2 separate regions of the Homo sapiens genome follow, and region 2 is linked to region 1. A link is a loop called in an ENCODE intact Hi-C map of the cell type or tissue named here. Cell type or tissue: chondrocyte. All regions are shown on one strand. Links, peaks and the distances in the headings refer to the core of each region. The heading gives the core; the rest is flanking DNA.

The links. A loop is a pair of places that touch in the nucleus more often than their neighbours do. Peaks named below come from ENCODE experiments on the same cell type or tissue, not always from the same donor. Only the 100,000 strongest peaks of a DNase experiment are listed, where the experiment ranks them.
Region 2: it touches region 1 in a loop (2.9-fold over the local background); 1 of 110 quality-filtered maps calls a loop at or near these places.

Annotation. Positions count from the first base shown.
Region 1 is chr2:239,670,313-239,682,545 of GRCh38, reverse strand. No RefSeq gene overlaps it. Among named protein-coding and RNA genes, the nearest start is that of LINC02991, 98 kb to the right of the region's middle. In chondrocyte, for the core only: no CTCF peak of the experiment used is centred there; DNase peaks (open chromatin) are centred at 3,557, 4,376, 4,985, 6,159 and 1 weaker place.
Region 2 is chr2:239,563,148-239,575,380 of GRCh38, reverse strand. No RefSeq gene overlaps it. Among named protein-coding and RNA genes, the nearest start is that of LINC02991, 9.0 kb to the left of the region's middle. In chondrocyte, for the core only: no CTCF peak of the experiment used is centred there; DNase peaks (open chromatin) are centred at 4,110 and 5,620.

The DNA.
Region 1 (12,233 bases), core at 3,422-7,421:
CATCCCAGTGGTAGCTGGTTGGGAGGATAAATTAAAGATTCTACTACGCACAAATTGGATGAAGGATAATTCAAAACACATTCATCCAGGCTTTCCAGCCACAGAGTATTCCTTTATCCCTGTACCCCCTTCACAGCTCCAGGATTAGGTAATCATGCTCAGGAGAGAGTTGCTTAAGTGAGACCGGTGCCAAGGGAGAGATGTAATGTGTAATACCAGATGCTCTTCACCAGAGGATGCATCCTCCCTCCATCTCAAAAAATCCTCAGAAGCAGAGAAATTGTCTACATGGGTTTCATCCCCTCCCCTCAAATATCCACTTCCAGCACAGATAGATAATATCTCAGAAGGGTGTATTAGCTCAGTAAAAGTAATGAGACTTCTTAAGAATACAACTGCTATATAGAGAAAGACAACAAGAAGAGAAATTCATACCAGATGAAGCAGAATAAATAGAACAGATGGAACAAGAGTTTAAAATAAGCCTGTTTAATTTCCTCTAAGAAATAAGGCAGGGGGTACTGGGAAGATTTAAAAAAAAGAATAAGAAATTATATATAAAAATGATTTAAAAAATCTATACACACACATGCATACACACACACCCACACACATACATTTAGCCCGTGTGTGTGTGTGTGTGTGTGTGTGTGTGTATGTATATGGTATGTGTGACACACACACATATATATGGGCTAAATATCAGAATGAATTTAGCCAGAGATTAGTAAGCACAAAGATCTGTCTTAAGAATTCTCCAAAAGAAATAAAGAAGATATTAAAAGGATTTTTAGAAGTGGAAAGTAAAGAGATATAGAAGACTGAAGTAGAGCCATCTGTTTATACATTAGAGACTCAGAAAGGAAGAAAACAATAAGGAAAAGAGAGAACATATATGAAGATTTATTGGCCAAGAATTTCCCAGATTTGAGAAAGATGTACAATCTCAGAGAAGAGAGAGAGAGACAGACAGAGAGAGAGAGAGAGAGAGAGAGAGAGAGGGATCTCAGTACACTACAGAAATTTATGAACATTAAAGGAGAGGAAATTATAAAACTTTCAAAGTGGGAAAGAAATCAGTAACTTTCAAAGGAACACAAATCACATTGACATTGTATCTATCAACAATAGTGGATGCAGGAAGAAAGTAGAGTGATAGTCCCTGTATTCAAGGAAAACAATCCTGAAACTCAGAATTTTTATATTTAGCTAACCTGTCATTTATATGCCTTGGCCAAATAAGGATATTTTCAGATATGTAGGGCTTCAGAATTTTTATCACACAAAGACTCTTTAGAAAACATTTTAAAAGATCATCCTATTTCAAGAAAAGAAATGAACATGAGCAATATGAGAAATATGGGTGACTAAATCAGTTATTAAAGCAAGGACTGAAACAAAAGTATACATGTCAATCTACAGCCGAAATTCTAGGTGATACTCGCATGGTATAGGAGAGAGGTTGGGATGTGAGAGATTGTTCAGAGAAATAAGAGAGTAGCCTCAGGTACTTGTCTTATTTACAGGGAAGAGATAGATCATGGTAAATTTAGGAAATTGTTGGGGAGAATAAGCATAACTATAGATCTGAAGAAGTTATGGGTGACCACCCAAAGAATCAAAATAAAATATATTATGTCAAAATCAGCAAAAAAATTGTCTGTTCAATGGAAGTTAGGAAGGAAAAACGAAATGTACATAGAATATGAGAATAAAATTGTGAATAATAATTGTGAAATAATTCTTAATATAACATTAAGTATAGTAAATGTGAATGAATTATACTAATCTCTAATCAAAAGACAAGTTCTCAGAACAGATATTTTTAAAGAAATAGTAATTTAATATCTACAGGAGACACATAAGAAAGAAAAAAGAAAGAAATTGAAATGCCTAACAGCCAATGTTTTCATATAAGACTAAAAAATCTGTTTAGGTGAAACCCATGCCAGTAATCAAAGAGGAGTATTATGGACACAACATAAACAGTAATAAAATATAAAAGAAAATATAGTTATTATGGACATATATGCATCAAATACTATAGTGTCAATATACATAACAGCTGATAAAACTATGTAGTTGTTGTACAATTGTAGTTGGAAATATTAACATACACACTCAAAAACTGAAACATCTAGGAGTATGTAGGTCACAGAGAACATCTGAAAGAACAGAAGCCATGTCCCAGCCCTTAGGAAAATAGGACTGCACCCACTCTTTCCCATTGTCCCCATGGATGTGAAGCCCTCTGAGTTTCCTCCCTGTGAAGGACCTCTTATTGATTCCTAATACCTCTCCCTGCCCTAGATCCTATTATGAGTTAAGTGCTAATCGATAAGGAATTGACTTCTGTACAAGATTCCAAGAAATTCATCTCTGAAGAGATCCCCAGGTGTGGGATAAGAAGAGACTGCTTCTAGCCCCAAGAAGAGGGTTGCATAAGACCTTTGTGGGGCTCCTGAGCCTAATTCCTTCTAAGAACTGTATAACAAGGCAGCAAATGGAGGCAGAACCCTAGCTGCACCATGAGGCCAGAGGGAGGCTTCATGCTGGAGGTGCTTTCCCTAGACCCCTAGCTCAGAGCTGTAGACTTGTACAAAGTATTTCTGCTGACAGAGGTGAGCCTCCCAGTGCATGCTGAGCTGGTCAGAATTGGCAGACCCACCTTGTGGAACTAAGATGCCAACCAAGTCTGCACCTACATGGGGCTGAAACTAGCAAGGCCAGAACTCAACACCCACCCAACCCCATCAGCAGCCATCAACCCTGGCGATTGCTCTAATTTTATTCAACTGGCATTACATGCTGACAACTTAGGCATGATCTTGTTCTCAAGAAACTTAACTGTCTAATAGGGGCACAGATATGCAAACGTGTTTCAGACATCCATAGGGGTTAATGGTGTGACTCAGAGTAGCATCTTGGATCTAACACTCACTATCTGTGTAGCTTTAGACAAAGTCATTATTCGCACTGGATCTCACCTTTCCCACCTGGAAAATGGGGATGAAAATAGCAGTACCAAGATAAAACAGTTCTTGTTAGAACTACATGAATTAACACATAGAAATAGTCAAGCACGTAGCTTACACCTGGCAATTATCATCCTGTTGTAACTCATACCTTAAAATGGTGATTATTGATGAAGAGGAAGAGTGGCACATGTATAGTTTGAGACACTATATTTGGTATTTTTATTGCTTCGTTATTTACAAAGTCAACAGAATCTTTGTGGCTGCAGTGGCTTTGTTTGAAATACAGAGAGAAGCCTTGGAGGACCATGGGTCTGAGCAGCAGGACAATGGGAGTGAGGAGGAGGCCGGGCCGATGAGGAGATGGCTCTGTCTGGTGATAGAAGGGGGTTACGAAGGCCCCCGGTACAAAGTTTGAGGTGAGACTTGAAAGAGGACGAGCCTGGGGAGCACGGCGCACCACAGATAAGAGACAAGAGCCTTCCATGGAAGGACACAGAGAGCTGGGGCCCCGTCTGGGCAGCTTGTCCACAGGGAAGCAGTGGTAGACAGGGCTCGGGTGCCACTCGGAGAGGCAGGGGCTTTACCCATGTGCAGGAAGGAGGTCTGGTCAAAGAGGATTCCAGTGCAGAGTTGGAGACAGAACTGGAGACAGAACACTGGGCAAGAAGCGATGAGCGGGATGGCCCCTAGAGTAGCCACATGCGAGGAGGGGGACACACTCTATCCTCATGCAGCGCTGACCCCTATGCGAGAGGAGAGGGACAGAGGGGGTCACACCGAATGTGCGCGCAGCCCAAAAGGCCCAGCTCTGTGTCCTGGGAGAGCGACGCTACCACAGAGCCTTCAATCAGAAGTGTGCAGCCGCCCTGCAAGTGAACGCCTGCAAATACTCAACATTTTATTATAAAAGTGCACCTCCAGCCATTTGCATAGTTTTGACTTTTCATTGCTCAAAAATAGACAAGAATGACTACCCAACAGTTGCTATAGATATGCTCTAACCAGTACTAGATTTTATTTTCAAAAATAATTGGCTTTATTGTGCTAGAAATAGTTGCGTACATATTACATGTGTTTTAAAAGTTGGCTTGCTTTGACTTTCATGCACCCAATAAATAAAACTAATTCCACTTTTTCATGATGAACTAAGTTAATTTGTTAGGCAAATAATTGGATGAATATTTCGTGCATAATTGCCCAGTGCTCTTGCTGAGTGGCTCCCGTGCCCCATCTGGAGGGCCCTGGAGGCCCCTCTTCTGCACCACGATTGCCGGATACATCCAGGGTCTCCAGGAAGGTGTCGGCCCGAGGGAAGCCCTCCGAGCTGTCATCAGAGAGAGACTGTGGAGTCAGAACAGGGTGTGGAGCTCGTGAAGAAGGGGCGTCCGCTGTGCTCAGAGACTCTTGTGGGACCCGGAAGAGCTGCCAGGCTGAACGGGTAAGAATACGCCCACGGGGACTGACCAGCACAGCATGATGGGCCGGAGGTGCTGACCCACCGAAGGGCATTTGACCAAGGGATTGCGCATCGGCCACGCTGGCTGGGACTCAAGAGTCCCGTCTCAGGTCAGAAGGGTGCCCTGAAGCGGGCCTCCTGGGACCTCAGGTACCCAGGCCAGGAGAAAGGAGGAGAGAGTGGGCTCTAGGGGCCAAGGCCTGAGGAAATCCACCAGGCCTTGAGCCCAGGATGGGCGGGAGCTGAGAGCACAGAAGGCAGTGGGGCTGGAGAGCCTGTGATTCTTAGGGCCTCCCGCTCAGGGAGAGTCTCAGCAGCGATCTGGGTGCAGGGGCCAGGCAGTCCTGCCCCCAAGCCCTGGAAAGGATTCTGGAGAGAGCAGTGCAGGGCCGGGCCCCAGGGCTGGTGTGGGACAGAGAGGCAGTGGGGAAGAGGTAGCGGAGGGCCCCCCTGGAGGAGGTGTGGGGACACAGTAGCCATCCCAGCTCCCTGAGGTGGGGCAGGGAGGCCGGGCAGGGGAAGGCGGCAGCGCACACCCAGGGAGGGAGGGAGGTGCCAGCTGTGTGTGTGCAGGGGCCAGGGAGCACTGCTCTCAGCCCTTGCTCTGGTTGGAGCCCCTGGGTCTGGGCTGGGCACAGTGTCCTGGAGACTTTTCTGGGCCCAGCCCTGGGAACTGAGGAGACGCAGCAGGGACAAGGCAGGGATGCCCCAGGTGGAGCCCAGGAACCAGGTCATGACGACAAGGGCAGAGACTCCCTGTTGACAAGTGACCCCCTAGACCCAACTTCCCCCTCTCTGAAAAGCCCCCGGCATGTGGCTGGCTAGTGGTGCTCCCGTGCAAGGAGAAGCTTCGCGGCTGAGTGCAACTGTGCGGAGAGACTTCTAAGCTTCGTGGCTGAGCGCAACTGTGCGGAGAGACTTCTAAAGCTGGGGCCTCAGAACTGCTGCCTTCTGCCTTCCAGAGCAGACTAGTGGGTAGGAGACGGAGAGGGGCTTGTCTGGGGTGGGGCCCAGCCTCCCGTCTTTCCCTGGTGCTCCCTGCCCTTCATGCGCTGGGAACAAGAGGCGCTGCTTCATGGGCCAAGAACTTGGTTTTGTAAAACAAACAAACAAAAAACACTAAATAAAAAACACTAAATATTGTATTCCCTGTGTGTGAGTGGTGTGTGCACGTGGTGGGGGTGCACATGTGTGGGTGGCAGGGCATGAACATGGGGGGTGCACGTGAGTGGGGGTTTTGAGCAAGTGGGTGTGGTTGGGCTGGGGAGGGGTTTGCACATGGCCCTAGAGGCACCAGATTTGGCTGTGCCCTCTGCAGACAGCTCCTCGGCCAGTCTCTGGCTCCCGAGGTTGGAGGATTGGGGCTGGGGGACTTGCAGCTTGCTCTGCCCGGCATGGGCAGCAGTCCCCGAGAAACAAACAGAGCCTCTGAACCTCTGATTCTGTGATCTGTATCACCCCACAGCCTCCAGGGACAAAGAGCTGTGTCTGTCCCTGGACTAGAAAGACGATGGTGTGGCACATGACCACCAGGGTCAGACAGGGCAGGGGCGGGGTGGGGAAGGGGGTGCCCAGGAGCCCCCTCCTCACCAGACGACAGATGTTTCTCCCTTACCACAGCCAGGCCCTGCCAACACTCCTCCCCGCACCCCTCCCTGCCTGCATGCGGCTGGAGGCCTGGGCCCTGCCTGGTGTCAGCCACCCTCCCGCCCTGCCGGATGTACCTGCGGCTCAATGTGACCTCCTCCAGTGCAGGACCCGCTCCAGAGCAGGGCTCCCACCAGAGGCCAGAGCCCAGCCTGTCCCAGAGTTGCACCAGCCCTGCCAGCCCCTGCACGAGCCCTAGCTGGTAGAGCCCCCTCATGCTCCCACTGAGGTCTCATTCTGGATCTTAGGCCCTCCCCATTTGACCCACACATCCCGTGGAGCTGGTCCCCATCTGGCCAAGTCAGCTTTCAGCACCTTTATTTATGCTCCGGCATCATCAGCATCAGCATAGTCCATGTGAGCAGCCAGCCCATGGGCGGGGCCCCAGGAGCCCCGTGTGGATCGGCTCTTACCACGCGGGCCTGGCCAGGGGGCCAAGGAGACCGTGCAGGCCAGATCCTGAGACACTCCTCCTCTCCTCACTCAGCAAACCCACATCTGCTTCGAGGGCCCCATGAGCAGGCAGCCTGCAGGAGGAAGGACCCAGGCTGAGCAGGGATGGACTGGAGGGGCAGGAGGCGGGGGGCACGGGACTGGGCTAGGATCCTGACAGCATCTTAGTCAGGAGCAGCTGCTCCCCAGGCAGTACACCGGCAGGAAGAACATCCCAGCAGAGTCGGGGCTGAGGATGGAGAAACCACACATGTTAGAGACACCCGGGCCTCTGGGCAGGGCTGGTACTCAGGGTTTGGGGAGTGGGTGGAAGATGGGGGTGCAGGGGTAGATCCGCCGAGGTTCGGTGCACCCACCAGAACCAGCCCCTGCTGCCGGCCCATCCTGACTCATGGGTGGGAGAGGCAGCCTGGCCAAGCTCCTCTGTGGGCCCCAGCTTTGGCCTCTTCTCCTGAAAAGCTAGTTTCCCCCCACTGGAGAAGAAACAGGGTGAAGCAATTTCTGGGAGGGGCACCCACTCTGACCACTCCCCCAGCACCATCACCTTCCCCTACACGCAGAGCTTCTGCACCCAACCACACCTAGTTTCCCGGCTACCCCATCAGGTTCAGAATGGGGCCCGGTGCATGTGCTGGACCCTGTCAGGCACCGCTTCCAACATACTGAGCCACCCTGGTCTCCAATACCAGCTCCTGCTGCCTGGGCCTGTGGTGGCCCCCCTCCAGTCTGAGTGCCTCCCCAGGCCCCAGCTGTGGGCCTCTTGCCCCACACTGGGGCTTCCCTGTAGATATCCCCACAGGATGCCAGCCACAGGCACACCTCCCTTTCCCCCAGACAATCTTCAGACAAATCCACCAAGGCTCCTCTGATGCCCCATCTGGGGCTGAGCGTCCGGCTGCTGGCCACACCACGATGTATCCTTACTCCCTTCCTCACCCCTTCCTCTCGAACCGCAGAACCACGATCCCCATGAAGGGTCCCCATGAAAGGCCATGCTTGGGAGCCTCTGGGCCATGCTGCACTTCCTGCAGACAGGGCCAACACCAGGCCCACCACACTCCTGGAGGACACCCCACCCCCTGCTCCCCCCAGGCACAACCCAAGTGCCCCTCCACGTGCTAGAACAGAGCCCAGCCTGCCCGGCCTGTCTCCTGGGATTCCTGCTGCCACCCCATCGCTGGCCTGGATGCTGGAGAACACTGCAGGCTACAGGGAACAGGCCAGAGCCAGGCCCGGCCCTAGGCACGCTGGCCTCACAGGAAGCTGTGCAGGTGCAGAGCAAGCCCAGAGCTCCGCCCCACTCCCCTGATTCAGGAGCCCTGAAGTAGCTTCAGATCAGTTTCTCGGGTCCGGCCAAGACCTTAATGTTTTCCCTCCACTCCTCTCTGCTTGTCCACCTGGGTCTCACGTGCCGGGGCTGCTTGTCCACCTGGGTCTCACGTGCGGGGGACTGGCCTGACAGGGCTCATTCTGACACCCACACCTTCCCCAGGGGTTCCAGCCCAGAGATGGGACCCCCACACCACAACTCTGCCTCACCAGGGTCGGCTCTGCCACAGAGAGAACCCTAAGATGAAAGGGGCCCAGGGGCTGCCCCACCAGTGGGTCCTCAGGCCCACGGTAGGCCCCACCCACTGCTTGCAGAGAAGGGCTGGCCTGGCACCTCTATGGGACTCTTCCTGTCAATTTTCCACCAGCTCGCTGCTGCTCTAAGAGCTGACCTCCCCAGCTCCACCATCCACCAAAGTGCCCGTGTCTTCCTGTTTTCCCGCAGCCTGGCAGAGATTACAACAGCATTTGCTACAAGCACAGCAAATGTCTTCTCAGACACTGATCTAGAAGAGCCTCATGACTTGTCTGAAATATGTACCCAGCCAGCTCTTCAATGAAACAAACAAAGAAAATTCAGTTGCAAATTTATTGGAGATGATTATGTTCCCAAGATGATGTTCTTGCAGACAGATGGCATTGATCATGTTGTCTATGTGGTTAAGGTTCGGGTGACTTTGGGCATGGGGCAGGCAAGTTTTCTTAAGCCTGTGTCAGAAGTAGATGGGGACAACCACCTCCACGCCCTTCCCTGCCTCCAGCAGTGAGTTAAAGTGCTGGTCCATTCACAGGCCCACGGTGACCGCCCACCAGCGCAGGGCAGGTCCTGATGGAGAGGATGCATAGCAAAAGCAAACAGAACGAATGAATGAAGAATGGAACCAGTGACAAGCCCCTGGCTGCAGGCGTCTCCTGGGCCGGGAGACCCAGCTTAGACCAGGAAGAGCTTTAACACGAGGAACTGGCAGCCTGGGGGGAGGGCGTGCCCCACTGAGCAGCACTTCTCAGACTGTGGGTCTCAGAACCCCTCCACTCTCCTGAAAATGCTTGAAGACCCCAAAAGGTTCTTGTCTATGTGGCGTACACCTATTGATATTTATCATATTAGAACTTAAAACTTAGGATTTTAAAAATATTTATTAATTCATGTGAAAATAATAAACCCACCACAAGTTAGCATAACCAGCATATTTATTTAAAAAATAGCGTACTTAAAATAGTAATGTAGTGAGACGAATGGCATCGTTTCACGTTTTTACAATTGCTTTTTATGCCTGGTCTGATTGAAAAGACAGCTGGTTGCTCATATCTGCTTCTCTACTCAATCTGTTGCAATATGCTGTTTTGGTTAAAGGGAATAAAGAAAATCCAGCCTCACCAGATATGCAGCTGGAAGAGGTGAAAGGATTTTCATGGCTCTTCCAGATAACTGCGGACCATCTTCTTTGATACTACACCCAAACTTGACAAGTGGTGGCTTCTTAAAGTTACTCGAATTGTGGAATCTGAAACCGTATTAATGAATTTTTGCACTCAAAATGAAAAATGAATTTTGTACTCACAAAATCCATTGGTCTGTCTTGTACTTCGAATAATTCTGTTACTCACGCATGATTTCATAACGTCATATATGGGTCATTGGAAAATATTTCTTCACTGAGTTATGCAGGTTTTCTGAAGAATATTGATACAATTTATTTTTTAATATTTTAAGAAATCCCGCTCACGAATATTTCCATCAATTCATCAGAAAAATACTGCAGAGCCATCAAGATCCTGGTGGGGATGCACGTTTTCCAAAATCCTAAATTTCATTTGAAAAAGCTTGAATGTGATCATTGGCAACAAACGCTGTCAGTTGCTTTCCTTGGAGGGGTGGGCTCACTTCATTCATTTGTTTTTCTTGCACTATCAGAGCGGTTGGCATTCATCATCACTCCTTCATTCATCTTTGGGAAGACATCACCCAAGTCTGAATGATGCTCCCTGAAAACCACGCATGGGCTGGGCGAGGCGGCTCACACCTGTGATCCCAGCACTTTGGGAGGCCGAGGCAGGAGGACTGCTTGATCCCAGGAGTTCAAGACAAACCTGGGCAGCACAGAAAGACCTTGTTTCTATGAAAAAATTTAAAATTAGCCAGGCGTGGTGGTGCACACTTATAGTCCAAGCTACTGAGGAGGCTGAAGCGGGAGAATCGCTGGAGCCTGGGAGGTCGAGGCTGCAGTGAGCCACAATCGCACCACTGCGCTCCAGCCTGGGTGACAGAGAAAGACTTTGTCTCAAAACCAACAAACAAAACTGCTCAGATGGTTCTATGAAACAGGTGCATTTTTGTAGAGGTCCATTGTCTCTCCGTGTGCAACACCACAGATGAGCACCCAGCCCTGTGAAAAAGAGAGTGATTATGTAAAACAATTCAGACTTTTTTTTTTTTTTGCTTATCAAGGATATCCTTAAGTAAAGCTAGAATTTTTAAAAATGTTGATCATGACAGTGGAGAATTCAAGGACTGCTTGTACCGCTGGGGTCCACCGACTTGGTCCAGGAAGCGAAGGCACGGGCAGCTTCATCATCATCATCACTGCCACACCATGAGGGCAGAAAGGAAATAACTTCTGAGTACTATGATGGAATAGTTTGGACCCCTCAAAACTATGTGGACCCCTCCAAAGGGGAGTCTCCCTCGCCCAAGAGCCACAAACCATGACCCCCTGAGCATCCTTGCTGTCAGGCTCCCAAGCCTCACCTGGAAAAGCACATCTTTCAGAATCTATTGCCTTTTTATTTTTGCATAAATATTTAAAGTGTCTCCTCCCATTGTCGCTCTTCTATGTGTTTGTGATGAGTATTTATTTCAAGATGAAGAAACGCACCTCGTCATCATTACTGACATGCAGTGAGCAGTGAGCATCCGCAAGTGTGAGCTGTCTGAGCCTCTCTACTTCTGAGTGTTTTATAGACAACCTCATTTTCTAAGGCAGCAGTTTTGTCCCCGAGTCCGGGGGCTGGGCAACAGACACCCTGCTCGGAGAGGGCTCGGGCCCAGACCACCGCATGGCCCTCCCCTGCCAGTCATGTTCTTTCCGGCTCTAACATGGGTCTGTAGTGCACAGTCCCAAGAATCAAGTGCAGGGGACCTGCTCTCACAGCAAAGGAAGGTTGGCATGTTTCTATTTCCCACATAAGTCAGTATTCTGTTTTGTTCCCAGTAAATATATGGCCTTTGAATTTCTAAACATTCTGCAAATGAGCGGCTCCAAAACACGTCTCCTCCTCAAAAAGGACAGAGCATGCAAGCGCACTTTCACAGCACCCTCTGCCCGGCCGAGGCCCCTGCACTGAGGAGGCTCTGCGGCTGAGTTTGGGTGCTTTGCACCCCAAAGGTGGTGATGTAGGGTGGATGAGCAACAGTGTGTGTGAGGACTGGGGGGGTTCTGGGGCGACACTCTGGGGTGAGCCATTGGTGGTCCTGCTTAGCGAGGAAGGGAGGGGCCTCTGCAGCCAGGCTGTGACACACCTGCCTAGAGGGGTGGTCGACCTGGGCAGATGTGTCCCCAGCTTCATGATGCAGGAACTGAGGCCCACTTCCTACCTTTGCAGAACACCAGGGCTTGAGAAGGAGTATGAATTCCAGGGGACCCCATGAAAGAGTTCCAGTTACTACTTAGGGAATGAATAAGTGGGTGAATGTATCAGACTTTCACAAAGTGTTTGCTGAATGAACGGCTGAGTGAATCCATAGGTCCCCACAGTCGGTGGCCCGTCTGCTCTGATTCTAAGTGGGGCTCCGTTCCTGCATAGGATCTTCTGTGGGACCCCCTTGAAATATATTCTAAGAACAAACTTCTAACTACAGCCAACAAGGCCCTGCAAAATCCATCTCCCACTGGACTGCATCACTCAAGGCCCAGGCAGGGAACTGGAGAGCATTCTAGGTCTTTCAAATAGAGGGGATTTATTATAAGGAATCGTTTCCCAGGGCATGGAGGAGCTCAGATGCCAAACAAGACAGTGATGCAACCCAGACTTTCCATTAGCAGGAGGTAGCTGAGCAGGGAGAAGGCTGCCCTCTAAGCCTAAGTCCTGGAGTAGTCAGCAGGAGCCAGGACCACCCAGAGGACCCTCGGGAGGCAGATGCAGCTACAGCAGGAGACGGCACATGAGGCAGAGGGAAGAGAAGTGTCCTGGCACCTCAACTTCTTCTGTCTTATCATCTTCCAACTGTTCCTCCGTGGCTGAAACTATCCAGAAATCAGAGGCAGAGCCTGGGGAACTGCAGTTCCTTACAGCACAGGCCAGGAGCAGGGTTGGGCATGGAGCTGGGCATCCAGCGAGGAGCCACCATCCCCGAGTTCTTCATCCTCACT
Region 2 (12,233 bases), core at 3,633-7,632, 110 kb after region 1:
AGCCACATCAGGGTCCTTGTCCCGCACAGGGCCTTGCTGTCCCACCACTGCCCCTTTAATGTGGAGGCAAGGGGGCCTCACCCACCCAGGATTTTTGCTTTCCTATTGGGTTTCCAAAAGGGCCCCTGGCTCTTCCTGTTTCCTACCATGAGGAACTTGGTTAGGGTTCGCCAGAGGCTTTCGAAAGGGTGGGGAAAGTCCTGTCCACCATGTCCTGGTGCCTGGGGTCACCCTCCCTCCAGCTCTGATCCCGACATCTGCACCATCTCCCCAACCTACAATTTATCTGAGCATCTCAGTCCTGGGGGACACGTGCCCCGGCCCTTTGACCCAGTACCAACAGCAATGCAGGAGGGCCACAGAGGGTCTCCCTGCCCAGGGAAACCCCCCACCTGCTGACTTTGGATTCACCTCTGCTCCAAGCACAGCCCAGGCCTGGCAGCGTTTGACCCGCGGCGCATTCCAAGTCAAGCCCCCAGTTGTTTGGCAACGTCGGGCTGACAGCAGCTGCACAGCCAGATGTTGACCAGAGCACAAAGTGCGCTTTGATGTTTTTTTAACTAATCTCTGGGGAATTCCAGCTCACCCTGAGTCTTCCCAGGAAAAAAAAGAGCTGAAAAGCTGATTTCTGGAGCCTGAAGGGGCAGGGCATGAGGGCGGCAGCCAAGGGGCAGGGTGAGAGTGAAGTGGGTGGGGGCCACGCTTGCAGCAGGGAGGTGCCAGCTGGAGACAGCCAGGGCAAGGTGCCAACATGCCAGAGGTTTGAGTTAGTCAGGGGGGCCTGAGACCTGGGGCCACTCCACAGTGGGGGCCAGGGGACAGCGATACAGCAGACAGGACCTGCCCTGGACAACTGAGGTCAGCCCAGATCAGCCCAGATCAGCCCTACCATGCTTCATAACCACAGGTTCCCCTCCACCTTCTGCTCTCAGCCCTGCAGGGATGAGAAGGCCCTGCCCAACACCGGCATCAGAACTCAGGGAGGGATTCGGGAGGCAGAGGACTCTGGGTCACGGACCCTTCTAAGAGCTTCCCAGGGCATCCGCTTCTGTCCCTGAGCTTGTTCAAGATGACCCTGAGGAGGGCTTCATTAGAAGCCTGACTTTGACAGGCAGGACAGTGTGATGTCTCTTTCAGGGAGATATTAGCAGGGGCTTGGCACCCTGCCACCCATGGTTACTCCCATGTTATAGATGAGAAAACAGAGGCCCAGGGCCGGTAAGTAATATTCTTGAGACCACACAGCTAGGAAATTCCAGAGCAGCTCTTGGGAGAGGGTGGGGCCCACACACCAGGGCCTGTTTCCTCCTGGAAGCCAGCATCCCAGTCCTGCCTGCAGAAGACCTCAGATCAGTTGATCCTTGGCTCCCCAAATACCTCAGGAACCAAACAAGCCTGGCCTGGGGCTGAAGTTTCAGTGTTTCAGACATCAATCAGGCCGGAGAACTCCCCAAAAATATCTAGCTTTGGGGTGCTGATCATGCCCTTTTTCATACGGGAATGTCACCTTCACAGATGTTCAGGCTATAAAATTTCAGCAAACTATACACTTACGATACATGCTTTTTTTTCTGCATTAAACTATATTCCAATAAAAATATGTATTTCAATAAAAAGGTTTTTAAAGCTATATTTCAAGGCAATTTTCCCAAGAAAAGCCTTCCCAGAAGCTGCTTTTGAGCTATTCAGTTGCTTTCTCCAAGCGTCAGGCAACTAGAGCCTCGGTCCTCATTACAATCAGAAACATCATATTTAAAGAATATTTTTCCTTAAAATGATTGACAGATAATGGAGAGCTATGCAACTCTTAGAACAGGGTAGCTCTTTATGAACTGATAGAAACAAATCTTCCAAGTTCACCATGAAAGTTTCGAGCCAGGTATATAATAGGGTATTGTATATGTGGTTAAAAAAAATAAAATAAAGGAAAAGTATGTACATTCTCGATTGCACCTGCTTAGATCGATCTGGAAGGGGCACAAGAGGCTGGTATCACCGGATGCTTCTGGGAAGGGAGGTGTCTGGGTGATTGGATGGGGCTGGGAGAAAGAGGCTTCTTCCCATTGAATCCTTTTCATGCCTTCTGACTTTTGCTCCCAGCGAATTATTACTTAAACATGACCTTGATTTTTAAAAGGTTGGGGCTTCTCGAAAGGAGGCCATGTGCCCAGCATCCCCATCTCCAGATCCACTTCCTGTCCACAGGCTTCCCTCAAACTCCACTTATAATATCAGATGGCAAATGTCCTAACCTTGTGAAATCAGCAACTGCTCTTCACAAGCTGAGGGAAGAAAATATATGTAACTGTTTTCACATTAAAACCACTCAGGGATGCACATGCTTAGAGCACATGCTGATACGATTCCCCAGATCACACATTCACAGCTTCTTTCTCTAATTAAAAACACACGCACACACATCTCAGCTGTGGGAAACCGTGTGGCAGGTCCTCCAAAAATTAAACATGGGATTATCCTATGATCCAGCAATTCCACTTCTAGGTATAGACCCACAATACCTGAAAGCTGAGACTCAAACAGACATTTGCACACCCCTGTTCTCAGCACATCGTCCTCAAGTGCCAAAAGGTGGAAGCAACCGTGTCCATCAACAGGTGAGTGGACAAGCTAAATGCGATCCGTCCGTACCATGGAATGTCCCTCTGCCTCTCAGAGGAGGAGATTCTGATGCCTGCCACGCTGTGGATGAACCTTGAGGACCTGATGCCAAGTGCAAGAGGCCAGACACAAGAAGGACAAGTACTGGGTGATTCCACTTGTAGGAGGTCCCTAGAGGGGCCAGATCCCCAGAGACAGAAAATAGAATGGAGGCTGCCAGGGAGGGAATGGGGAGTGGGCGTTTCATAACGCAGTCTCAGTTTGGGAAGAAGGGAAAGTTCTGGAGCTGGATGGTGGTGGCAGTTGTACAGCAATGTGAACGTGCTTAATGCCACTGAAAAGTGCACTTGACAATGGCAAAGATGGGGCCGGGCACAGTGGCTCACACCTGTAATCCCAGCACTTTGGGAGGCCAAGGCAGGCGGATCACGAGGTCAGGAGATCGAGACCATACTGGCTAGCATGATGAAACCCCGTCTCTACTAAAAATACAAAAAATTAGCCGGGCGTGGTGGTGGGCGCCTGTAGTCCCAGCTACTCGGGAGGCTGAGGCAGGAGAATGGCGTGAGCCCGGGAGGCGGAGCTTGCAGTGAGCCAAGATCATACCACTGCACTCCAGCCTGGGTGACAGAGCGAGACTCCGTCTCAAAAAAATAAATAAATAAAAATAAAAAATATAAAAGAAAATGGCAAAGATGGTAAAACGTTATGTTATGTATACTTTACCTCATTATTTTCACAAGCATATTGGATGAAGAGAATCTTCTTTAAACAAAATATAATAGTTTGAGAAGCACTTGGGAGTGGACGTTACAGTTCCAACAGACAACTCCAGCTCAGTGGACATTCCCAGTTTGTAAAAAGAAGTTAGGTGTTTTCAGAGGTGGCCACAGATGTGACTAAGAGCCCGGGTGACCTTCCCTCCAGGTGGCTGCTCTGAGGGACGCCAGGTGACCCTGGCCTCTTCTCCCTCTTCCCATCAGAGGCTCACCCATGCCGGGTTGAGCCCCCCACTCATCCCAGGAGCCTCCCTGTGACAGGCAGCCCTCATCCTCCTTTTAATTAAGTCAGTCACGGAGCAAGTTAGGTTAAAAAAAAAGGGTAATTTCTCTCTTTTCCATTTTCCAGGTTAGAGTTTGGGGGGCAGGGGAGGGAGGGAGAGCATCTATGTGCACCTCTCCCACCTCCACCCTGTTCACGGCAGGTGGCAGATTCCAGTACAGGGATGATGGCTCGAGTTGCCAGGAGAATGGAAACCCAGAAAGGTCATTGGTAGTTGGATCCTGATGGCTGAAACACTGCTGCCTAGACATGGAGACCTCAGAACATTAGGCCAGGACACAGTGGTCGCTGTGTGGCCACACTCAGGCCCCACTCCCAGCCAAGGCTGTGCTCAGAGGCCAGCAGGAGCAGCCGCATCCCTGGACTCACTCAGCCCTTGCTGATGTGTGAAGGCTGATTCTGTGCAGACCCTGTGCTGGGGGCAGGACAGTGACAAGGAGCAGGACAGCCCCCATCCCGGGATCCCCAGAACCCAGAGGCAGTGCTGCAGTGGCACAGAGAGCTGGACACTTGCAGTCAAGGTCTCACATCAGCCAGGAGTTGTCCCCACCTTAGAGAGGAGGAAACCGAGGCTGGGGAAATCAGGCCTGCCCAGAGGTGACCAAGCCAGGACCTGAATCCCTTGCACCTGGCCCCAGAGCACGTGCACTGCCTGCTCTGTGCCTGGGCCTCCTCTGGCTCTGAGACCTAAGCAGCCATCTTGGACACAGTGTTTGGTAACCCCGGGTCCTGGAGATAAAGCTTGGGAGTAAGTTGTCTATTTGGGGAAGCAACCCCAGGGCAATGAGAAAATTAAAACAAGGGAGGAGGGAAAACAAGTCCAAGGGTCAGTGCTGCAGGCTGCAACGGGGCAAAAAGCTCATTTATCCTCTGGCTCCAGGACCCCACTGGGTAAGGGTGGCACCAGCCTGTTTGGGCTGGGTGTGTGAAGATGGCTGCATGGCTGCGGGGACATCCACAGCAGGGAAGCACCCCCAGAAGGGAGCTGTGAGTTGCTGATGAGAGGAGGGGCTGTCGGTTCACCTGTGCACAGGTGGTTGCTGCAGCAATGACAGGAGTGAAAAGGTGGATGGAGAACCGTAGGGTGGGTGCAGGGTGACCCCAACAGCTGCTGAGGCCCAGAGAAGTGAGTGATGCAGCTACAAAACCTCAGAAAAGCCATCGAGAGCCCCGATGTCCTTTCCTGGGTCAGCCTTCCTCCCCTGCATCAGCCACTCAGCCACCTCGAAAGGGGAGACCTCAGGACCCCGGCGGGGCCTGTAAGAATCACTGCGGAGGAACCCTGGGCCTCCAGCACTACCCAGGAGTCCCACAGTCCCCAGGCTCTGAGCACCTGCTGAACGCCCCACAACGTCACAGGGATCCAACAGTGAGTACAACGTGGTTCCTACCCTCCAGACTGCAGCCTAGAGAGGACGGCCTGGAAACACAGAAATCAGGACCAGTGGAGAGTTGAACGGTCTTCTCTCTGTGAGCAGGAGACAACAGCTGTGTGAGGGGCTGGCCAGTTCTGCTGGACAGAAAGGGAGGCCTTCCATGAGGAGGTGACACCGAGGAGCCTCCTGGAGAATGAGAATGGATTTGAAAGCAGACCTGGGAGGGGACGTCAGAGAGGGGACATCTCGAGAAGGGAGAGGCACAGCACAGAGAACGGGGGCTCTTAGGAGCGGAGCTTGCCCAGAGGGTAGGATTTGATTCGGGGGAGTGGGAGGTAGGAAACGTTTGGCAGGAGAAGAAACCAGAAGCTGGAGCTAGTAGCAGAGTCTGTGACACCCAGTGTGTCGGTGAGCTAGTGCTGGGTGGCACACGCCCCCAGAGCCCGGTGGGTTAAGACAACAACCGTGAGTCATTTCTCGCACATCCGCCAGGAGACGAACAGTTCTGCTGATCTGCAGCAGAGTTCCCTCATCTCTGCTGGGCTCTCACTGAGCCTGGCCAGGTCCTCTGGTCGGTAGCTGTCTAGGGTGGTTTCACCCTCTCCAGGTGACCTCTCATCTCCAGAAGGCTCACCCCGGCTCGTCCTCACGATGGGGCTGCAAGGCCCTGGGCGCCTACACTCAGAACTGGCACGCCTCACTTCCCTGCATTCTGTGGGTCGAGTAAGGGACAGGTTCAGCCCATTTCCAGGAGGTGTGGGGCAGGGGGAGGCGGGCAACTCAGCCTCTTGAGGCAGGCACCCCAGTGGCATTGCAAGGAAAGGTGGGGACTCGGTGCCATTTGCTCAGCGCACCCTCCTACGGAGCATTGCACCTGCTGACGTCAGGCAGCCAGGAGAGGTGTTTTAATTTGGAAAGTGACATTATATTTGCCTTGAGGCAGAAGAATAAGCCAGTTCCCCACATTCACTGAGTATCTAAGTGGCCAGCCCCGGTCTATTGTGCACTGCTTCCTCTTAGCCCTTTGGAACAGCATCCACAGGTGTTTTCTCCTGGAAGTAATGAATGGTTCATCCAGGTGGAATCCTGGACTGAAAATGCGGGCAGTCCTCACGTGTGACCCCCTTACGCTACAGATAGGACCTGACGTCTCAGGGTGGGAGGCGACCTCTCCAAGGCTGAGACTCCCAGTGGGGCGCGTGGGGCTGGGGGCTGGGTCTCAGCCACTTCAATGCTCTTTCGACCACAAAGTCACCCCAGTCTTTTGGCCATGCTCCTTACACGTTTGAAAAGATAAGTGGCAACAGCTCTAAAGGAAGGTGGAGAGAATCTTAGATACTAAAATCCTGGTTTTAACATCTATTGATCCAAATCAAGTCTTGGGTATAAAAATTAAAAGCAGCAAAAATTAAAAACAAGAAAAATCTTTGCTAGGAACTTTTCTAATAAAGCACTCACAGCTTGATACATAGACGTCGTTATCTTTGGCAGGACTGCTGCCAACATTTCCCAGGCCATTGGTGCATAAAAACAATGTAATATAGCAATTCAATTTTCTAAAGAATCAGTTAGCAATTAAACCGAGAATGTTTGGGAACAGATATTAAATTCTAAAGAGAATTGCCATTTAAACTTTAACTTTTCCAAGCAACAAAAGGATAATGGGGAACAGCTAGGAAGTTTCTCTTGAATTTCAGTAAGGAAATTATAAAAATTGAGGTCGTGTGCCCTTTGGGATTGTTTAAATGAATCTGTGACCTTGATACGGTGGTGGAAAGCAGCAAGGGCAGGTAGGACTGTCTTACGGGGTGTTCACTTGGTTTTGTCCCAATTATCAGATCAGGGAATAGCCAAGGAATTCTAGGCACATTGGCTATGGGTCATTGGAAACGTTGATTGTTCTAAGCAGATGGTTCTGGAAATATATTCCATCTGCTGCAGGGAAAACAAGCATGCACAGGAATCATCCCACCCCAACTTTGTTTCTCCATGCGTCCAGCGATATTCAGCGAGCTCTTGGAGCATGCTTGTACAGGACAAGGCACTGACAGCCAAGCAGGAACCCTGTGGCTGAGACCTGCCCTCCTGCGGTTTAACTCCAGGTTCAGAAGCTAGAGAACCACAGGTGAGACCTGCAGGGCAGAGAACTGCACACAGATGAGACCCACAGGAATGCCGTTCTCAGGACCCTGGAAGGACCAGGCTCCATTTCCAACTCGGGGGCCGGGGTGGGGAGTTAACCTGGAGCCACACTTCTTGTCTATAAATGGGCGTCAGCTTGGATGACCTCCAACCTCACTGACACCCCACGATTTGCTGGTGAGAGAACAAGGGGTGCAGATCCACGGCGTTGCGCTCCGGCCCAGGTAACCCCCTTGGGTCCTCTTGTTGGGCCAAACGGGTCTGGCCGGTGCATCCAGCCTTTCAGGGTTTCCGCTTTGCCCAGGCACAAGCACTTTCTGGAGTTTATCAGGGAAGTGCTTTAGAAACGTAATTAGTTGCTGTGAAAATTTGGAATAGGTGCTGACTATCAGTTATTAGGTATGCCAAAAGTCAGCAATTTATTCAGAACCAGGAAAATTGGAACCAACAAACCAAATATGTGCTCGTCGACCCCACAAGGAGAATCATGCCTGTTGCTGGAATGTTCCTCCAATGTCCCTGTGGTTATTCAAGGAAAATTGATGACTTAAAGCTCCATCAGTTTAAAAAAAAATGGGCTGAAAATGGAAAATGCTTTAAAAAAAAAAAAGATAACAGGGCATCCTATAAAGAATGGTTGGGGATCTTGGGTCTGTATCCTGGGAAAAAGGGATTTCTCTTGTCCCGTGGGGCCTGCTTTTGTTCTCATGGTGGAAAACCAGGACTGGTGGTGAGAAGGGGCGGGGGTGGCAGTTGTCTTACTTGCTGTAAAGGAAGCCTAAGGCATGAACTGTCTGGGAGTGGAACGGGCAGCCTCAGTAAGCCACAAGCTTCACGTCTCTATGCCGAATCACTCCTCTCACTTTGCAGATTCTACAACTTCCTGCAACGTGCTTCTCCTCCTGGCTTTTACATGAAACCCTCTTTTCACCCCGCATTCCCCACCAGGCACATCTGGGCCCTCTACTTTCCCTCACGGCCAAACCTCTGGAAAGAGAAGCTCCTGATCACTCTCCAGTCTCTTCCTTCTCATACCAATCTAATGTCTGCCTCACAACTCCATGGAGAGGCCCCTGACACTCTCAAGCCGCCCAGCTCCTGAGTCAGAGATGTTTCCAGTCCTTATCTCCAAACCTGGTGCCTATACCTTCCTTCTGGAAGCACTGTCCACCCACATCGTCCACAGCCACACTCAGACCAAGCCCCCTGCCACCCCAGGCCTCTCCTCGGCTCCCTGGCAAAGCTGGCTCTCTTGCCCCTGGCACCAGTGGAGCTGCTCCTCCAGGGCCAGCCTGGGCCATCTCCATTTCCCACTCTGCCTTCCCTCCCCAGGGAAGCTCACTCAGCCCTGTGGCTTCCATCAGCACCACATGCGTGGTACTCCAGGTTCTACGTTTAGTCCAGTCTCCTGTGAGCTCCAGACCCGACTACCCAAACCCCGCTCAATGTTACAAAAGCACCTCAAACTTGATGTCCCCAACTGAATTGCCTGCCACCCCCGCTGTACCTTCACCATCACCTCCCACCTTCGATGTGGTCCTTTAGGACCACAGTCCAGGTGTCCAGTGCTCTGAGCCAGGTGGGGCACGAGTCAGCCTCAACACACACCCTCCTCACACACCCTCCCACAGCTAATCCAACACCGAATCCTCTCACTTCAGCTCCTGATTTATTCTTCTCCCATTTGCCTGTCTCTCTTCATCTCCACTGCCTGCTCCTCAACACAAGCTCCCATCTTCCCTCACCTTGGCCGCGCTCTTTCTCCTAACATTGCTGCCGTCAGTTTCCCATGCCACAGCCACATGACCTGCTCAAGAAGCCAGCCCCATCCTGTCGGCTTCGTCCCCTGGAAACCGGGACAAGCTTGCACTGCACCTGTCCTGCCAGCCCTGTGGGGTCTCCAGCCTCCTTTGGCACCATGCTCCCCCACTCTCCATTCCAGCTGTGTTCCCTTCCTTCCCAGCCTTCTTCACACCTTCCACATGCCTTCTAAATGGCTTCTTCATGCCTCCTTCACACATTCTTTATGCCTTCTACATGCCTTCTTCATGCCTCCATCACTCCTACATGCCTTCTGCATGCCTTCTTCATGCCTCCATCACACCTTCAACCTGCCTTCATGTCTCCACCACACCTTCTACATGCCTTCTTTATGCCTCCACACCTTCTACATGCCTTCTTCATGCCTTCTTCATGCCTCCTTCACACCTTCTTCCGCCTTCTATTAATACATGCTTTTTTATGCCTTCTTCACACCTCCTTCAGGCTTCTATATGCCTTCTTCATGCCTCCTTCACACCTCCTTTATGCTTTCTACATGCCTTCATGCCTCCTTCGCACCTTCTTTATGCTTTTTACATGCCTTCTTCATGCCTCTGTCACACCTTCATTATGCTGTCTACATGCCTTCTTCATGCCTCCACTACACCTTCTATATGCCATCTTCATGCCTTCATTACACCTTCTACATGCCTTATTCATGCCTTCATTACACCTTCTACATGCCTTCTACATGGCTCATTCACACCTTCTACATGCCTTCTTCATGCCTCCACTACCCCTTCTTCATGCTTTCTACATGCCTTCTTCATGCCTCCATCACCCCTTCTACATGCCTTCCTCATGCCTTCATCACACCTTCTGCATGCCTTCTACATTCCTCCTTCATGCCTCATTCACACCTTCTTCAGCTTTCTATTAATATATGCTTTTTTATACCTTCTTCATGCCTCCTTCAGACTTCTACATGCCTTCTTCATGCCTCCTTCACACCTTCTTTATGCTTTCCACATGCCTTCTACATGCCTCCTTCACACCTTCTGCATCCCTCCTTCACACCTTCTTTACACCTTCTATTAATACATGCCTTTTTCATGTCTTCTTCACGCCTCCTTCAGACCTACATGTCTTCCTCACACCTTCTTCATGCCTTCTACATGCCTTTTTCATGCCTTCTTCATCCTCCTTCACACCTTCTTCATCCCTTCTCTGCACCTCCTACATGCATTCCACAGGCCTTGCTCCCTTTTCTTCTTCCAGTCCTGCTGCCAAGAACTCTTATCCTCTCTTCTCCAGTTCATTAACTCCTATTTATGCACCTTCTTTCCAGGAGGCTGCTCCTGGCCTTTGACCAGGTCAAGTTTACCGCTTGTTATGAGCTTTCGCAGCACCACGTACTGAGCCTTTGTCCCCAGCAGTCTGTTCTCTACCCACAGCCAGAGAGAAATGAACACCAGACCCAGTGACTCTCCTACTTGAACCATGCGGGGTTCACACCTGTGCTTAAAATAACAGCCACACTCCTAACCGGGGCTCTGGATCACCATCTTCCAAATATCTCTGTGCTGGAGCACCCACCCCGGAAAGAAGCTAGTCACTGGGTCTTCACGTCAGTGTCAAACGGCCCCTCCCGATGTCCTGTCTGTGGCTTTTTCAGGACACCAAGCTTATCGTTTCCACAGCACCCATCACAGTTAATGATGTTGCCTTTGCTGGTTTCTGTGCTTATGTGGCGGGAAGAATAATGCCTCTCCCCAGAGACGTCCACGTCCCAATCCCTGAACCTGGAAGTAGGTTGGGATGCATAGCAAAGGGGAATGCAGGTTGCTCAGGAGCTGGCCTTAAAATTGAGGGATTATTCCTAATTATCCATTCAGGCCTCATGCAATTTCAGGGGCACATGGAAGGGGGGAAGGAGAAGGGAGTCAGAGGGAGATGGACCTCCCCTAGGCCCTCAGCCTGACCCTGGCACCTGTGTGAGGCAGCCTGGGATGAGGGTGACCAGGAAAAGTGCCACCTCCTGGCTTTGTTCCCTCTGCTGGTGACACCCTCTGAGATCTTGGACAAGACGCCTGAGCCCTGAAGCTGGCAGGTTGCTTCCCAGCAGCCTCTTCAGACCATCCCGATCCTCCCCAGAGGGTCTACAATTCTCCTGGTGGAGACCCAGAGTCCTCTGGGCATGGAGCAGGCCCTGTGAGGGATCTGGAGAAAGGGAGGGGACAACAGAGAGGTGCCCTTTGGGACCCTGTTCATTCTCATTTCTGAGCCCACAATAGAGAAGGAAAACAGCAAGAGCTTCTGTGTAAATGCTCACCCCACAGTGCACAGTTCTCAGAAACCAAAGAGGAAAGCCATGTTTCATGCCGTACTGGAGTCATGAACCACCTTCACCTCTACTGCGTCTACCACTGACTTTAAGACGTGGCCGACACAGTAGGAGAGAGCTGAGAGGGGAGAGAGCAAGAAAGGAGGCAGGAGAGGAGAGGGGTCACAGATAACCCCTGGAATTGGGGAGTGCAGAGAGGCCACCTCGTGGGCAGCAGGCTCTTAGGGGAGCTGCAGTCACCCTGGGACTCCACGGCCTCCCCAATGTTCACGTGCCCTGGCAGATCTGACCTCTTCTGTCCTGAGGTCTGGCCGTGCCTGGAGATTGAGAGGTGTGGAAGAAGCGGTTGGCCAGTGATGGCTACTCTGCCTTCTGCCGCCATCCCCTCTGCACCTGCCCATCCCTACCCTCTGGACCCATTGTCATTCCTCTCCATGCGGTAGAGTCCCCAGAGCTCTGCCCTCCTCCTCCAGCCTCCTGCTCTGCGTCTCCTGCACGGGATCCAACACCATCTCCCACACACCTGCCACCAGCCAACGCAGGTCAAAAAGATTTACTGTGGTAAAAAAAAATAATAATAAATAAGTAGAAGAAAGCCGTTTCACACAGTGGAATAAACGCCATTGAGTCCGCCATGTTGCAGCGTTCACCGGGCTCAGGCCAAGGCAGCAAGGTCACTAGCTGAGAGGGGTTACCAAGACCAAACATGAACAAGAGAAGCTCACCAGTAAGAGTATGTCTGCTTTCCTGGGACACAGGTACAGCATAGCGCCCAACCGGGGGACACGTGGAATCTGTGAATCGTAAGGGATTGTTACAACGCTTAAAGAAAATTATTCCAGAAACAAATGCAGCTATAATTTCAGAGTCAAATCAATGCTCCTTGGGTTAGCCTTAAACACAGGATGCATGTATAATCTGCCAGAGAA